Regions from separate parts of the Homo sapiens genome. Here region 1 is linked to region 2. Evidence: read pairs that join two places in POLR2A ChIA-PET (ENCODE). Cell type or tissue: MCF 10A. All regions are shown on one strand.

The links. ChIA-PET counts read pairs that join two places held together with the same protein. Peaks named below come from ENCODE experiments on the same cell type or tissue, not always from the same donor. Only the 100,000 strongest peaks of a DNase experiment are listed, where the experiment ranks them.
Region 1: POLR2A ChIA-PET joins it to region 2 with 6 read pairs; 6 of 35 experiments call an interaction of 5 or more read pairs at or near these places.

The regions. Positions count from the first base shown.
Region 1 is chr3:172,684,985-172,687,484 of GRCh38, reverse strand. The region is part of intron 1 of NCEH1 (neutral cholesterol ester hydrolase 1); the gene reads left to right. Among named protein-coding and RNA genes, the nearest start is that of NCEH1, 25 kb to the left of the region's middle. In MCF 10A, no CTCF peak of the experiment used is centred here; DNase peaks (open chromatin) are centred at 1,424 and 1,954.
Region 2 is chr3:172,628,484-172,630,983 of GRCh38, reverse strand. NCEH1 (neutral cholesterol ester hydrolase 1) reads left to right here. Exons shown (of 5, transcript NM_020792.6): 5 at 1-735. Among named protein-coding and RNA genes, the nearest start is that of LINC02068, 34 kb to the right of the region's middle. In MCF 10A, no CTCF peak of the experiment used is centred here; a DNase peak (open chromatin) is centred at 1,333.

The DNA.
Region 1 (2,500 bases), 57 kb before region 2:
TTACTTTCATTTTTACAAGTGTTGCAAATGGTTCCTGTGCTTCAGAGATTCAGAATCTATTTGAGAAGATGAAAGATATTGTGCAGCAAGCAAAAATAATCAGGAACATAAGCCTAGAGACGTTAGGAGGCCGTCAGTACATGGGTGATTTTCAAATGGGCAGTACAAGGCTGTGAACTCCAAGGGGTGAAAACTGAGCCAGGATGGTATTACAAAGGTTCAGATTGAAGCTGTACCTTGAAGAATGGGTCAGAATAGTATCACGCAGGGGCCAAGAGAAGCGGGTGGCATGGGTGATAGAGGAGAAGAAAATAAACCATCAACAAAACCAAGCTGCATGTTTGGGAAGTAGGCCTATTTGGTTGGATTAAAGGAGTACAGGCTATCTCTCATCAGTGAAAGCTTCTGTCACCCACCCTTTAATTCTCACCATTATTGTCCGTTAACTGTACAGTTGTTCAGGAGATGCCCAAACAGAAAAGCAGCAAGCTGTTTGCGTAACTTCCAGCCCACTTCTTTTTAGGCAAAGCATGTTTTCCACTTTCTTAAAACTCCTACATGTTAGTCCTTCCTAGCTCTCCCTCCCCCAAGAAAAAATGGGGAAGAGACCTTGATTCCTGGCACATGAAGGCCTCTGGAATCAACTAGGAAAACTTGGTGTGAGAAAGACAATAGGAAAAGTGAGAAAACGGGAAGCTGGTTATGAAGTTAGGAGAAAATGCAAAGGAAGTGCGGAAAGTTTAGCATGTACTACCACATTTCTGGAAGGGCCCAGGATCACCCGCCACTTTTGCATAAAACCTAGGATGCCCATGTGAAGAGCCTTCACCTCAAATCTCCTTCAGGATACTCTGGGCTTATTCCTCTAGTCCCTTGGAACCTCTTAGATCATTGGGATGGCTTTGCATGTCCACATCCCAGTATCGAGCATCACATAGAACTTATGCAAGCAAAATCAGTACAGTCCTATGTCCTATACAATTGGACGTAAGATCAAGCTGAAATAAGAGCAAGCATCCACCCTTCTGTCCCCCACAGAAATACACACTATGTGGACATCTTTTACACTGTGTGAACACTAGTCACTATGTGAATACACTATGTGTAGTACCAGGTGAAGTGTTGGGTATTTGGTGTGCGGAAGACCGGAAAGAACTGGATCCAGCAGAGGAGAAATACTTCAAGAGGATGCTCTGGGCTGGGACTCAGCTGGGTTGGAGCCCTGGCCCCAATATATAGAGCAGGACATTGGTTACTCATGTCAAGGATGGACTCAGTCTTCATCTGTAAAACAAGGGGGCTAGGCAAGGCCTTCCCAAAGCAGTCTCAAGGGATGTGAAGAGTTGTGAAAAGACTAAAGTTTAAGCAGAGTTAAGTAAATTTCTCACCGCCTGCTGGGACTTGTCAGTGTGTTTCAAAAGCTGACGTGCATTGTGAATCTCTGAGAGGAGAATTGCTGGGCAGCAATTTCCTGAGCTGAGTGAATCACAGATCTCAGAACTCTTCAGCCTGCTCTCATTGCAAAGTTGTGTCCTCCATCTGCTGTTCTGTAGAATGTTTGGGAAAGGCTGCTCTGTAGTTTTCCTTCCAGCTCTGACATTCTAAAATTCTAAGTTGGTAAAAAGGCTACAAAAGCCTGGAAAGCCAGAGATGTCAAAGAGAGGTCAGAGATCTGGTTGTCGTACTTGTCTAACAAGGTTGCACGTGGTGAGGATTTAGAATGATGCTCTACTTCTAGGTCTAGGGGAACAGATGGAACAGAAGAGTGGGAGAAAAATCAAAACAAAATAAGTATAAAGTTAAGTCGATGAAGGGGAAGAGAAAAAAAAAGTTAGGGTTGCAGAAGCATTGAGATAAACTGGAACTATTTTCAATCAAGATATAATGAAAGAATCTTGAAGTAGAAACCTGCTGCCCTGATTCTTGTCTGAACGTGTCTGTAACTGGGTGACTCAGAGCTTGTCACTCATCTCTCTGGGCATCAGTTTCCAAGAAGACAGTCTGTATTTGTGGGCCCTTTGGGTTTTAAAATTATACGACTTCATTTGCATCCATTTAAGATTGAAGCCTTAGGGAAGGGATTTATTGAAGAAAGATGTATGAAGAAATGAAGGCTGAGACCTAGACTAGAGAGAATTATTAGGTCAAGAGAAGCCCATTATGAGCCCAGTGAAGATGGGCTCTTTTTTGTTGTTGTTGAGATAGAGTCTCACTCTGTTGCCCAGGCTGGAGTGCAGTGGTGTCCTCACCGCAGCCTCTGCCTCCCAGGCTCAAGCCATCCTCCCATCTCAGCCTCCCAAGTAGCTGGGACCACAGGCATGTACCTGCCACACCCAGCTAGCTTTTTGTATTTTTAGTAGAGATGGGGTTTTACCATGATGCCCAGGCTGGTTTCAAACTTAGCTCTGGCAGTCCACCCGCCTTGGCCTCCCAAAGTGCTAGGATTAAAGTGTAAGCCGCTAGGCCTGGCCCAAAGATGGGTCTTTTTTTTGGGGATGGG
Region 2 (2,500 bases):
AAATGATAATCTTTTTGTAAAATTGTCTGTGAAATATAAACATTAATATATAAAGAAAAACCTTGAAGTGCTGTATAGTGAAGTATAAATTAATGTTTTATTGATTTGTGAAGAATTTAAGACTATTATATAATTATCTTGGTGGATCTATTTTATGCATGACCTTTTAACCTTTGACTTTGCTTATTTCCCACTACGAAGGGGAAGGTAGATTTTATGAATGATTTTAATAGCAAATATATTTTATAAAGTGAAAATCCAGTGTGGAGGTAGCAAAGCATCTATCTATTCTGAATCATGTTTGGAAATAAAATTGCTCCATCTGGGAATGTGCTTTCATTTTCCCGTCTCATTTTCTGTTTCCCATTTGAAAACAGTGTTCTCTTCTCTTCTTTCTGTATGCCAAATTGCCAGCCACAATTCTTTCCCAATCTTCTGCCCAGTGGAGTACTCCAGCTGTCTTTCCTTTAGAGAGGTGGTTCAGTGGCCTCCTTGATGACATTTGTTTCATGTCTGGATACAGTATGTGTTGCCCTCCTTTGGACTGGCTAGAATATTCATAAAAGCCAGGCAGGCCCTGGGACTATTTTGGGACCTTCAATACACATGTTAGGAAAAGGATGATCATAATGCCAAGAGTTTGAGCTGAATTGTTTCAGCCAAAGCATCACTATCACTGAAGGCAGGTTCTCAAACTGACCTTGTCATTACAAATAAATCTAATTTCACACTTGAGTTTATTATGCTTAGTTTATGTCAATACCAGAGGAATTTATAAAACTTTTTTTCAGAGTGAATTGTTTATATTCTAAATGATCCACATACAAGTGTGTAAATTTGGTTTTCCTATTCTGTTATAGTTACTTTCATGTCCCCTAACAAAACCTCTTGGTGTGTGGTTATATTTGGCTGGATGGATCCCCAAACAGCTCCAACACATCTCCTTTGGGGCATTTAAATGTAAACTGTATGTGTGTTTTAATATTGCTTTCTTGTTATTTTCATTCTCTTTATCCCCTATGTTTTTAATTTTTTTTATAACTCAGATTTTCTAATGGACCCCCTATTGAAACATCTAGAAGATACAGATATCAGTACCAGATGTCTCAAATCCAAAAGACTGGAAATGTAAATATGATTTCTAATAGGCACACATGGTAGCTCAGTGCTGTCAGTACATTTTGTGTCATCAGAGTGAGAGAGGTTGGTGACAGCATTTGCACGCGTCTTCATTTGAAAGGCTCCTCTCCCACATTTTCTCATGGCTGACTCATTGTTGGCATCTTAGATTAAATGCCCCCGCCTCAGAGAAGTCCATCTCAGCCAGCCAGTCTGCCCAACCCTCCCAATCACCACCACTGTCCCCATCCCCTGGCCCTCTCATCTGATTGCGACACTGATTGTTGCTGTTCCATCTCACTTCTGATGATCATGTCTGTATGTATGTGCTTGTTTTCTTTTCTCCCCGTGCTTATTTGTAAGCTCCACAAGGGCAGGAACTTTGTCTTTCTTGGCCTTTCCTGTTTTCTCAGCACTTAAAACAGGGCACACAGTAGACTTTGAAAAAACGATTTTGAAGCCTCCTTCCTGAGTGTGTTTCTTCGCTGTAACTGCCATTTGCCATGTTCTTCTCTTTTTGCGGGGAGTGAGAGGGAGAGGACATGGTCTGAGTCTCGCTCTGTCACCCAGGCTGGAGTGTAGTGGCATGATCTTGGCTCACTGAAACCTTCGCCTCCCAGGTTCAAGCAATGCTCCTGCCTCACGATCCTGAGTAGCTGGGATTACAGGCACGTGCCACTGTGCCTGGCTAATTTTTGTATTTATTAGAGATGGGGTTTCACCATGTTGGCCGGGCTAGTCTTGAACTCCTGACCTCAAGTGATCCACCTGCCTCAGCCTCCCAAAGTGCTGGGATTACAGGTGTGAGCCACCGCACCTGGCCTGAGTGGTTTTTTTAAAGTTGATTTTGAATAAGTCCTCACCAAGAAAAATTAAACTTATAAGAATTGGGGTATTATTACCCTTCTTCTTTAAGAAGTAAGTTATGTCAAATATAATTAAGACTAAAAAGTAAATATTTCCAAACAAAATGAAACAACTGAAAGGAAGCCCTGTTTTTAACTACCAAATTTTAAAGCAAAAAATGCTTTTGAGTGAAGTTCTTTTTGCTTTTTGCACAACTCATGTCTGTTCTAAATTTTTCTCAGCAGATAGTTTTTGCTATGTTGAATAAACCATTGTAAACTGCACTAAAAAAATGACCTATCTAACATATTCTATAAGTGTTCCACGGAATTTTTTTTTTTTAAGAGATGGGGTCTCACCATGTAGCCCAGGCTGGTCTCAAACTCCTAGGCTCAAGTAATCCTCCCACCTTAGCCTCTCAAAGTGCTGAGATTATAGGCGTTAGCCACTATGCCCAGCCTGAAGTCAATTTTAGAGTTTGAGAATTTTTGTTTTTGTTTTTGAGACGGAGTCTCGCTCTGTCGCCCAGGCTGGA